Regions from separate parts of the Homo sapiens genome. Here region 1 is linked to region 2. A link is an interaction called in ENCODE POLR2A ChIA-PET data of the cell type or tissue named here. Cell type or tissue: Panc1. All regions are shown on one strand. Links, peaks and the distances in the headings refer to the core of each region. The heading gives the core; the rest is flanking DNA.

Region 1 (6,291 bases), core at 763-4,762, 66 kb before region 2:
TTATCTGGGAAAGATTTTATTGAGTTTTTTTTTTTTTTTGGCTCTCTCACCTTCCATAATATTCATATATATATATATATATATATATATATATATATAGAGAGAGAGAGAGAGAGAGAGAGAGAGAGAGATTATGGAAGGTGGAAGAGACAAAACAATTTATTACACATATAATATATATAATAAAAACAATTATAACATTATATATAATTTGTAATACATATAATTTTATAATTACTTTAGTGATAGAATAACATTCAGTAACATTACTATATTTACCACATGTCCTCAGTCTCCTGCCCCATTCACCCTCCAGCCTGACTACACACACAGCAAGCAATAATTTAGCCCTTCCCACTACCCTGAGTAGAGCTTTTCTCTTTCCGACTGGTTCCTAAGGTCTTCGTGACTGATCTATACAATCGGCTTGAAAGGACAGAATCTGAGAAGCAGAGGAGGGGAGAAAGAGTTAGGGAACACTATTACAGTCGTGTCACTTAAAAATGGGGATACATTCTGAAAATATGTCATTAGGTGATTTTGTCATTCTGCAAATGTCAGAGTGTACTTACACAAACCTCGATGGTATAGCCTACTATATACTTAGGCTATATGGTATAGCTTCTTGCTCCTAGGCTGCAAATTCGTAGCATGTTACTGTGGGCAATTGTAACACATGGTAAGTATTTGTGCATTTAAACATATTAAAACATAAAGTATGTACAGCAAAAATATGGCACAGAAGACAACAAATGGTACACCTGTATAGGGCACTTACCATGAATGGAGCTTGCAGGAATAGAAGTTGCACTGAGTGAGTCAGTGAGTGAGTGGTGAGTGAATGTGAAGGTCTAGGACATTATATACACTACTGTAGACTTTATAAACACTGTACACTTAGGCTACACCAAATTTATAAAAAATAAAGTAACTATGCTACAAGGTTATGACCGCTGAAATGTCACTAGGTGACAGAAATTTTTCAGCTCCATTGTAGTCTTATGGGACCACCTTCACTTATGTGGTTTGTCTTTGACCAAAATACTGTTATGTGACATGTTATGTGACATGTGACACCAATCTACAAGAATCCAGAAAGGAAAAAGGCAGAAGCTATGAGATCCTTTTTGGCTGAAAGAAGACAGACTTTTAGTGGTGGAGGGTGCAGATGGAGAGATGTCAGTTGAAGCTCCAGAGGATGCTTACTGCAAGAGTACATAGGAAGGGACACTTAGGGTTATGGCTTAAATCTCCTTTATAATCAGTAAAGAGTAAAACTTTGTTATTATTGTTGTTGTTATTACTGGTAGGCCTGTTTGAACAGTTTCAATAAACATGGCCTTGCTATAAAAGCTTTGGTTTTACTTGAGCTAAAGGAGATAAACAAATTAAAATTCTTGAACAACTAGGTTTAAATGCATTTAAGAATATTATATTCTAGACTGGGATTTGTCAAGCCAGGGCACATTTTTTTTTGTATGGCTTATGCTCTACATGATTAAAGGGTTATACAAACAACAGCCAAAGCATAACTGGCAGGCAAATCCTAAAGTATTTATTATCTGGCCCTTTACAGGAGACACTTGCTGACCCCTGTTCTAGACGAAGGGCAAAGAAGGCCTTTTTACATTTCCTAAATCTTTGAGTTTGAACTTTCCCTTAAAAATGAGTTGGAAAATTGGTCAGATGTAGAAATTGGGACTTGGGAGACCAAAGTGCTACTCTATCCAAAGTGAGACTGACAATCAGGAGTGGTTACAGCTGAGAGCCCAGGTCAGTACTGTGGGAGGAGATTAGAATGCAGAGATTATGAGGACTCTGTGGCTGCTCTCAAGAGGCTTACAGGCTAAGGACAGCAGATCCAACATGGAAGCTTTTCAAAGTTTGAGAGGCATTTCTTGAAAAGGGATCTGTTAATTTTAACGTAACGGCCAACAAAGCTTTGGAGTTAAAGTTAATCTTTTTGAACAAGTCATATGACTCCAACAGTTTCTTTCTTCACAGAATGGTCACAAAATTGATAACTTTTTAAATAATATTATTGTGAAAATTAAAGTACTGACCTTTAATATTACCTGGCGCAGACAAGTGATAGGTAGAAATTATTAAATTGTAGGTGTTTAATTCTTTGTGACTTAAAAGAACAATCTCCAGTTCATACAACAGGTTGTGGAGCAATTGACAGCTTTGAGACAGCTCAGTAAGACAGCTGAGAGGCAAATGATAGAGCTATTTTAGTGGATAAGAGACATGGGATGCTTAGTTTCTTCCCCAGGTAGTTTTAGATGCCCAGATGGAGTGGAATTATCATTTCCATTATCATCAGTGTAACTAGTGAAAGGATATATACATAATTGTCTCAAACACCTTGCTTTTCATTTCTTACAGCTGAATCCCCAGCGTTTAGTTAATATCTTAACTGCAGAGAGTCCCCAAAGGACAAGGGGTCCCAAGAGGTCTGTAAGGGGTAAAGGTGTCTATAGTGTTTAATACTCGGTTAAAACAAGCAAACATACAAAAACACATAACACAACAAACACAAAACTGAAAGATTAATCATTTGTTACAAGCTTTATAAAAACCTCCCTCTGACCTTCAAAATGTCCATGAATCCCTATGTCATATAGCCAAGGGTTATTTTTAACAATTTAAGGAATGGCCAAATAAATCTTACACTAGGCACATGGGAAAGATGATCTGGATATCATAGCATCATTTCATTTTATTAATACCTATATTTGAGTAAAAGCTGAAATAGGATTTGTTACGCCAGATTCTCTAACAGCATAACATTATTTATACTGGTAGGTATGGGTAAGTAAGTGAGTTAATGTTGCAGCATTTTTTAAAGCCAGCTGTTCCCCAAGCAAGGAAATATCTGGCTGTCAAAAATGATCGATTGTATAAAAAGAACCAAGCTTTGCAAATTTCTAAACAAGATATTCAGTGAAGTTCTCCAACTACCTAAACAAGCTTATTCTAGCAACCAAGTTGTGAGACTAGGAGCTTCGGTTTCATGCTTATAGATATGTTTTCCTTACCCCAGAGTGTCAGTAAATCGAAAATGTCACAACCCTTGGGGCGCATGAAAAATGCATATTATTTCACATCTGTTTTTCACTTGATCCCAACGGGCCTGATATTTCTCCAAATTGCTATGTGGAAAAACCAATTTAATTTGATTGAGGTATCAACAGAAACTTAAAGCAAAGTAGAATACTTGCTTTAAGGTTAAAATGGGAAACTTTGCTTTGTATTGTTATTGCTGAGAAATGCTTCTAGGAGAATTGTTCTTTATTTTAAATTTATTTTCTTTGCTTCGATTACAACTTTGACTCATCTCTTTAACATGTAGTTCGAGAAGCCTTCCAAAATTTCATCAAAAATATTTTTCTCTTTTCTAAAAACCGTAAAGGCATATAATGGAAAGACGAAAGCTTAGAAATGGATAGACTGAGTTGAAAGCACAACCCTGTTTTGTAATAGCTATGTAACTTTGGTGAAGTTATTTAACCTGAGACTCATTTCCTCTCATACAAAATTAGGTATGGGATACAAACACCTTAGTAAATATAAATGCCCAAGCAGAACCTAAGCAATAATAATTCTGTTCATTTTTAAAAACAAATGGACAATTCTAATCAGTTGAATGAAGCCTTAGATGATAGAAAAGATGACTGATACTGGTCCCTGCCTGTTTGGTAACAATGTGATTTCATTTTTATAAACATTTCTATGTATCATGACTCTTGTCTTCACATATTCTACAGTTATCTGCAAAGCATGGTTTTGACTATGAGAACATCAAAAATCACTCCAAATGCGGGGAATGTAAAAATACAAGAACTGTATTGAAGGGAAATGTTGGTGATCTGAAGGAGGACGGAATATAACCCAATCCATCAACCTCTGATCATCTCTACACTCTCGCCAATCTCCTCAGGGGGAGGCATCAGATTCGATCAAGCACAATCCATTTTGCAGAAGGGCTGTGTGTTCACTGATAAGCGTGCTCAGCGACAGGCAGAGCATTGTCTGCAGCTTCTCCCTAGAGCACTCGCTGGCTATTTATTTCACTTTTCCCCTATCAAGCAAAGACATTTACTAAATTTTGCTTTATGTTGTCACAGGATTCCTTTGAAAAGCACCCTGTTTGGAGCCGGCTGAAAAGGTTGGCAAAGGCGGATGCCTTGTGACAAGCTCACAGGGCTGTACTGGCATATGTGGGATTTCTTAGGGAAAATTATCCCTTCACTGGGCAATTAAAATCCATCTGGTTACTCTGCCAGCTGAAGAATTCAGCGAATTCAGTGCCAGAAACTATCAGGTGTGGATGTCTCAAATTTCCTTTGAATGAGATGTTGGGAACATTCATCCCTCAATGATGTATCCCTTGTGAAATATTGTTAAAAATACAGAATAGGAAAAGAGGGTCATACAATCACAGAATTGTTTATCAGGAGTTCTTTACCATTTTTTGTAATGTCAACCACTTTGGCCATCTGGTAAAGCCCATGGACACCTTTCTCAAAATAATATAAAATACATTTATATACTTGCAAAGAACAAATTATATTTAAGTAAATTATAAATATTTATTGGTAATTCAAATAATAAGTTCAAGAGCAGGACTGATAACTAATACAATTTCAAAATAGTGGTAAGTATAAAGGTTATCTCAATATACATGCAGCATCTTTAACATGATACAAAATTATTTTTATTTCTATTGGTGATAAAGTGAGAGGAATCGTTAGCACTATTGAATTCATTGCCCACATTTATAAAACAATGGATATTTAAATTTCAATTACTAAATCGATAATGATAAAGGCATTATTTCTTCATTCATGTATATGGTGCTCCATTTATGAACATCTAGTGGGAAAAGCACTGGTCTCAGAGTGAAAAGACTTGGGTCGGCAATGTAATGCCACCACATTCTAAAGGTATGATTTAGGCAAGAGAGCGTAAGAACTCTTTCTCAACTTTATTTCACAGGGAGTTTTGTAAAAATTGAGTGATATAATAACACCAATAATAATATTTATTGAGAACTTACCCTGTGGCAAGTACTATGCTCATTGCTTTAAAGGCATTAACTCAGGACATATAGGAGAGAATTCTTGATACAATCCAAAATTGTATCCAAATATATATACAAGGTTCTTACACGAAACAAGATATCTTAGAAAATCCATTTTAGCCTAGACATTTCATGGCAAAAACTTTAAAGCCTGAAGGAATTCCAGAGGAACTTATACTGATGTTATATTGGTATTATTTTAGCAGAAGAAAAGGAACTTGAAGAGATCTATGGTCATTTTGTTGGGTGTCGCCCTGAGGAACAGAGGGATTGCACACCAGAAAATTCCACACTGACACTATCAGGCTCCGGCCTGTACTACCAGAAAATTCCACACTGACACTATCAGGCTCCGGCCTGTACTACCAGAAAATTCCACACTGACACTATCAGGCTCCGGCCCGTACTACCAGAAAATTCCACACTGACACTATCAGGCTCTGGCCTGTACTACTGCTCCTGTCCAAAGCTCTTTTTTCAGTATAGTTTTGAGGTGATGGTGGTTGGGGTAATCATAAAAATATCCAACCATATAGGCACAGACTAGTCAGAAAGGACTCCTTGACATTTGGGAAAAAAATGCCAGTATTGAGCAAAAGGCTTAATACCTTAAAAATTCATCCCAATATCATTTAAAAAAACTTAAAGTAGAGAAACAGAAAAAAAGTCCTATATTATTTTAATGAAGTAAGCATACATATGATACCAACCCTAATAGTTACTGGTTTAAAAAAATATATATATAGCTCTCCCATAAACAAGAAATGTTATTCCAGGAACATAGATATTCATCAATATTAAAAATATATTTTTATAATTTATCATATTAATAAACTAGGAGACAAATTATATAAGCATTTCTCTGAATGCTTATAAGCCATTTGAATTTTTTGATTAAAAATAAATATCAAATATATATATTTCACTAACATTATAAAGCATATCTATCTCAAAATCAAAGTCAACATCATACTTAAAAGAAGAAGATTAATGTATATTGTGATATCTATAATCACAATTAGTATTAATCCTTTTTGGAAATAGCAGCCAACAATTTAGAGAATAGAAATGAGTTGTATAAAATTTAGAAGGATCTAATAAATATGATTATAAACGTGGAAACTCAAGGAAGTGATTGTAAAAACTATTAGCACTAATGAAAGAATTTTGTGAGGGCCTGAGCACAAAATATTAATACATAAAAT
Region 2 (6,291 bases), core at 1,235-5,234:
TAGTGGTAGAGTGGCTGGGTCCACTACCCAACCCTACTGTTTTTCTGGATTACAAAGATTTCAGAACCTTATATTTGATGAGGTTTCTGATGTGTTGAATTTGATTGAATGGTCTTTAGCGAACTCACGAGTTTTATATTTTTCCTTCTTGTTTTAACATATACCCGAGGAACTGGGTTCTCCTATAATTATGCAAAGCTTCATCTTCACTTAATTTCAACATTTAATCAAATGTTGCTTAGTATCCCTCCCTCAATCATTCCCCAGAGATACTGATTGCTTTACATACATCTCTACCATGAATGTTCTTAATTGTGAAAGAGTTTGAATGGATACAGGTTTTTAATTTGATTTACAAAAATCTCTTAAGTGGTCTTCATTGCCTTTAGTGGAAAGTATCTTTATTTCTTTTCTGTTTGAAGAAGTGTTAATTAAATACTTTGAGTTAATTTAAAATTAACAGTGGATATAATTTGATGTCTTTCTATTGAATCAGCAAGTTCTAAATGAAAACTCTCAGGTCAAGAGGGTTCCTATTTTAGGTGTGGTTAATCTAAGTTAATAGAGCATTTCTGAGAATGAATCATGTGCTATTCTATTATTACATTTTGTACAAAGAAAATATTGAAACAGAATCAAAAATATCAAAACAAAATGAATTGAAAGAGAACTGGCTTTCTCGATTCATTAAGTCATTCAAAAAGTCCAGGGGTACTGTTGGCATTCATGGAACTTGTCATCTGATAGCACTAGACTCACAGAACTGTCAGAGCTGAAAAATCCTTGGAAATAACATTGTTCCATTTCAAAACACTGAGTCCCATAAAAGGGAGTCATGAGTTCTTTGTGGCCCTCTCTCCAGGGTCTCACAGAGCTGCAATCAAGATGTCAGCCCAGCTGTGTTGCTTTCTGGAGGTTAGGGTCCCATTCAAAGTTCACATAGTTGTTAGCAGAATTCCATTTCTTACCGTCATAGAACTCAGGTCCCTGGGTTATTTTTTTGGTTGTTTTGTTTTGTGGGTTTTTTGTTTGTTTGTTTGTTTCTTGTGTTTTTTTTTTTTTTTTTTTTTTTTTTTTTTTTTTTGCTGCCCATCAGCTTTTTGTTTCTCACAGCCATTCATGGTTCCTTGCCACATGGCCCCTAAATGACATAACAGCTTCTTCAAGGGCAGTAGGAGAACCTTTCCCATTCCTCCCTTAATTGCTTACTTGATTCAGGTCTAACCAGAATCATCTGCCTTTTAGACTAATTCACTATCAACTGATTAGGGATCTTAGTTATATCTGCAAAACCCCTTTACCTTTGCCATGTAATATAACCTAATCAGACAGTGACATCTATTACATTTATAATTCCCAGCACAGTCAAGGGGAGAAGATTGTGCAGGGTGTGTTAACTAGGCAGGTGGGGATCTTGGGGCTGTCTTAGAATTCTAACTCTCCACCACACTGCAATAGCTTTCACCTCTTTTCAGAGGCAGACATATGAAGTTTTTGTTGCTTAAATTTCAGGTCTTCTTACTTGCATGGGCCACTGTAGTGTTGGAAATGACTGGGAGTTAGAGAGTGTTCTAGGCAGATAGAAGGAGTTAAGTTTTCATTTTTGTTTTTTTTTTTTTTTGAGACGGAGTCTCTCTCTGTTGCCCAGGCTGGAGTGCAGTGGTGCAATCTCCGCTCACTGCAAGCTCCGCCTCCTGGGTTCAAGCAATTCTCCTGCCTCAGCCTTCTGAGTAGGGACTGCCAGTGTGCGCCACCATGCCCAGCTAATTTTTTGTATTTTTAGTAGAGATGGGGTTTCACCGTGTTAGCCAGGATGGTCTCAATCTCCTGACCTACTGATCTGCCTGCCTCAGCCTCCCAAAGTGCTGAGATTACAGACGTGAGCCACCACGCCTGCCCGGAGTTAAGTTTTTATAAGAACGAATGTCCATATAGGTGTGTCTATGTCAGCATGTCTTGTTCAAGAAGGACCTAAAATCTCAAGTTACTTGTTTTAATTTTTTAAATTCCAAATAAATATACACTTCCTTACCTAATGGTGTATGTGGGTGTCTTCCTAAAGAAGGGCTCCTTTTTGTTAGCTTGTGGTCTCAAAATCCTGGCTCTGCTGCTGCTTCCTGCCACTCACCGTGACTGTTAGTAAAAACACTCGGAACTGTTTCCCATCTTAGAATTCACCAGGATTTGTCAGGTTTATATAACATAGCATAAGTGCTCAAAAATGCCAATACATAAATAAAGGAAAGCAAGAAAAAGAAGCAAAAAGGTAAAAGAGAAAACAATTTGTTTTTTGTTTGTTTGTTTGTTGTTTGTTTGTTTTGAGACAGGGTGTCTTCCTCTGTTGCTAGGCTGGAATGCAGTGGCACAATCACAGCTCGGTGAAGCCTCAACCTCTCTGGCTCAGGAGAACCTCCCATCTCTTCCTTCCTAGTAGCTGGGACTACAAGTGTGCACCAACGTGCCCAGATAAAATTTTGTTGTTGTTGTAGAGATGGGGTCGTGCCATGTTGCCCAGACTGGTCTTGAAATCCTGGGCTCAAGAGATTATTGCACCTCAGCCACCTAAAGTGCTGGGATTACAGGCATGAGCCACCATGCCCAGCTTACAATTTGCAAATCAGAAATTATTCTTTCCGTCTTGCAGCTACAAAACCTGAAGCGCAGAAGATACATATGTTATGTGTAGAATCACACAACTTGATGATACAAAATGGAACTAAATTCAAGTTTCTTTACAGGAAGTCTAGTTTCTTTCTATCATTGAGTTAATGTGACTCCTCACTAAATACACATCCCATGAGGTATTAATTCCTAATTGCTTGCAGAGGGTATATCAGCATAATGAGAAAATCTGTATTCTAGGTACACAGAGTAACATGGTACACAAATCTCATATTGTAATTCTAAATCCAGGGATCTCTGAGTTGTGCAGAGAGGCCCATAAGTCACCACCAGTCAATAATTGCCCTGAAAATATTACCCTAAAAAGCAGGGAATCTAAGGTAAAAAGGATAATAAGAAAAATAGACTGTGGCATGGCAGCTAAGTAGTCAGGTTTAGAAGTCAGATTGACAGGGAGAAGTGTGAATCTACTATTATCTTGGGCAAATCAAGCATATTTCTTTTCTGTAAAATAGAGATAATAATATTTCCTACCTCTTGAAACTGTTGTGCAGATTAATTTACATAATGCATGTGAAGTTCTCAGTATCTGAGTTCTAAAGTACCAGGAATAGCTCTCCATCAGTCTTAACTACAGATTGGCCCAAGCACACCTGTATAAACTGTAACCTAACCCTAAACTTTAACCCTAAACCTAACTCTAACTCTAACCCTAACACTAACCCTAACCCTAACCCTAAATTTTAACCCTAAACCTAACTCTAACTCTAACCCTAACACTAACACTAACCCTAACCTTATCCCTAACCCTAACCAATACTATTGTTGGATCTGTATAAAGGCTTCATTCCCATGCAACCTCCTATGAGTGCTTTCTGGATGGTTTAGCACTCTAGTTTGTCCCAGTGCCTAAAATGGACAAAAATTTGCAATGCAGCATTGTATGTGTAAATTATTTTATTGGAATTTGCTTATGTTTCAAGAATGGATAGTTTGATATATTTTTACAACTAAAAACATACATATAACTAGCACCCTAGACAGCTCTTGTGTTCCCATCCAGTCTCTATTCCCAGCCCTCACCCAGGGCTAACTTCTGTTCTGACTTCCAACAACATAAATTAGGTTAGCTCATTTTGAATTTAATATAAAATTGATTCTTATTGTATGTTCTCTATTTTGTCTGATGTTTCCCCCAATATTAATTTTGTGTAATCTACATTTGCAAATGTAATTGGTGATCACCTTGCTCTCACTGCTTTATAGTATTCTGTTGTGTGAACATACAACTAATTTATTCATTTACTATTGGGCATTCATATAGGTTTTGATTTGTGGCACTTATGAACAGGGTTTCAATAAACATTCTAGGATGTGAATATTGGCAAATACACATATACATTCTGTTGATATATCTAAAATTGGATTGCTGAGGGTATATATGGGTTCACCTATAGTATATATTGTCAAATAGTTCTCAAGATGGCTGTACCAAATTACACCCCCACCATTAGAGTAGGAGAGTTCTGGTTCATCCAGTTGCCAACACTTGGTATTTTCCATCTTGTTCATCTTAGCTATATTCTGGTGAGTACATATTAGTATAGCATTTTTTTTTTTTTTGTAATTTACATTACCTGGTGACTAATGAACTTGAGTACTTTTTCATGTGTTTTAATATCTATTTGGATATCCTTGTTTTTGAAGTACCCAAGTCCTTTGCTCATTTTTTCCATTGCCTTGTCTGCCATTTTCCTATTGATTTATAGACATTGTTTATATAGCCTAGATATAAGTTATTTGTCAGATATATGTATTATAAATATCTTCTTCTAGTCTATTTTTTTGCTTTCCTGATAACTAGATGTTCTTAATTGTAATATATGGTGACATTTATCAAATTTTAAAAATTTTTATGGGTTCTATTAGCTCTGTTACAAGTAACTTCTTCTTTCCTTTCCCAAATAGTAGGAGTGCATCAAAGTTCAAACAGTATAATTATGGAATGTAATTTTATTGCTGTCATACCAGGCCTGTGTTTCCCTTTGGTCTACTGGAGGCCTGAACTGATTTATCTTCCCTTAAGTTACCCAAAGTCTCTCTTATTTTACCATTTTCTTCAAAATTAATTCTAACCATTAACATGTATAGGAGAATCATCAGCTTTAGCAGGGTAAAATAGCATCACTTAGTAATTTAGAAAGAGAGTGGGGTAGACAATAAGGCAGATGATAGGGAGAAACAGTATATTTTGAAAGGGCTGGGAAGTTGTAAATCATATCTGTATAAATGTAATTGAAGTTAAGTAGTTAAGTAGCATATTAAGAAACTTGACCTATGCGCATGGTATTTAAGAAACTTGACCTATGCATATGATATTTAAGAAACTTGACCTATGTGTACATACAGGATTGACACTGTGACCTACACATTCATTTATTAGCTACCTACTATTTTATATTATTCTGATAGTTTTGCCTAATATATATTTGAGTATTCATTGGATTTACGTTTGTCCAAATAAAGAACTGAAACTTATTTCAGCCTAAAAAATTATTACCCACATCATTCTACTATAGAAGGCACACAGTCGTTTCTGCGAATGATCTCAAAATGAAGTGGGTAAAATAAATCTCTACAAACCTGACACGAACATTTTGCAGCATTGTAAAAAGCAGTGTTTGTTTCACCCAGTATTCTTGGAACATAGGGACATTGAACATTAGGAGGAGAACATCTTGACAATAAGAGGTGCCTGGAGCTAGGTCTCAAAGAATGAGAACTTCTCCAGGTAGAAAAAATACGGTAGCTTGTTCGTTAAAAAAAAAAAAAAAAAGTCACCTCACCAAAAATAACCCAGAAGACAGCTCAAATAAAGTCCTATACTTACTTAAACCACCACTTCAGGCAATGGGGTTTGTGAGCTTTGGACACAATCACACATAATTCATGGAAAAACCTGCAGTTTTAGACAAAAGGAGAGAAAGAAGGTTTTGCTGTCTTGTCTGTCTTTGGTGCATACAGACCATGAGATATCTCGGAGAATCCTTGGAGGAAAATAATGCACAGGGTAATCTTAGCAGCACAGCTGATGGGCCCTGTAGGCAATATCTGAGGTGAGAAGTTAGACTCCAAGACCAGGCATCAGATTCTTCATAGGGCATAGTCTGGTCTTAGACACTATCTTGGACAAATGAATAACTGTATGTAAAATCTGCCCCAAAGGCTGAAACTTTTCATTTATATATCTGGTCCCTTAAAAATACTCAAACATGCCCTTGTTAACTGCTATCCAATCTAAACATCATGCAAGCCACACATAAAATGTTAAATGTTTTAGTAGCCATATTAAAAAAATAAAAAGAAACAGGGAAAATCAATTTTAATAAGATATTTTATTTAACCCAATAGGACTGAAATATCATTTCAATATAGAAGTTATTAATGGGAATATTTTACATTATATTTTTAAATATGGAGTAAGTCTTCTAAATGAAGTATGTATTTTACACTTTAAAACACATCTCATTTTGGGCTAGACACATTTCATATGCTCAATAACCACATGTGTTTAGTAGCTACTATATTGAACAATGAGAATGATTTTAAAAGAGTATTAAAAATTGAGCTTAAAGCTATTTACGTCATTTAAGGAATACCTTCGAAATT

Evidence for each region. ChIA-PET counts read pairs that join two places held together with the same protein. Peaks named below come from ENCODE experiments on the same cell type or tissue, not always from the same donor. Only the 100,000 strongest peaks of a DNase experiment are listed, where the experiment ranks them.
Region 1: POLR2A ChIA-PET joins it to region 2 with 8 read pairs; 2 of 35 experiments call an interaction of 5 or more read pairs at or near these places.

What each region holds. Positions count from the first base shown.
Region 1 is chr11:80,818,417-80,824,707 of GRCh38, forward strand. No RefSeq gene overlaps it. Among named protein-coding and RNA genes, the nearest start is that of LINC02720, 59 kb to the left of the region's middle. In Panc1, for the core only: no CTCF peak of the experiment used is centred there; no DNase peak of the experiment used is centred there; H3K27ac peaks cover 555 bases.
Region 2 is chr11:80,883,553-80,889,843 of GRCh38, forward strand. No RefSeq gene overlaps it. Among named protein-coding and RNA genes, the nearest start is that of LINC02720, 120 kb to the left of the region's middle. In Panc1, for the core only: no CTCF peak of the experiment used is centred there; no DNase peak of the experiment used is centred there.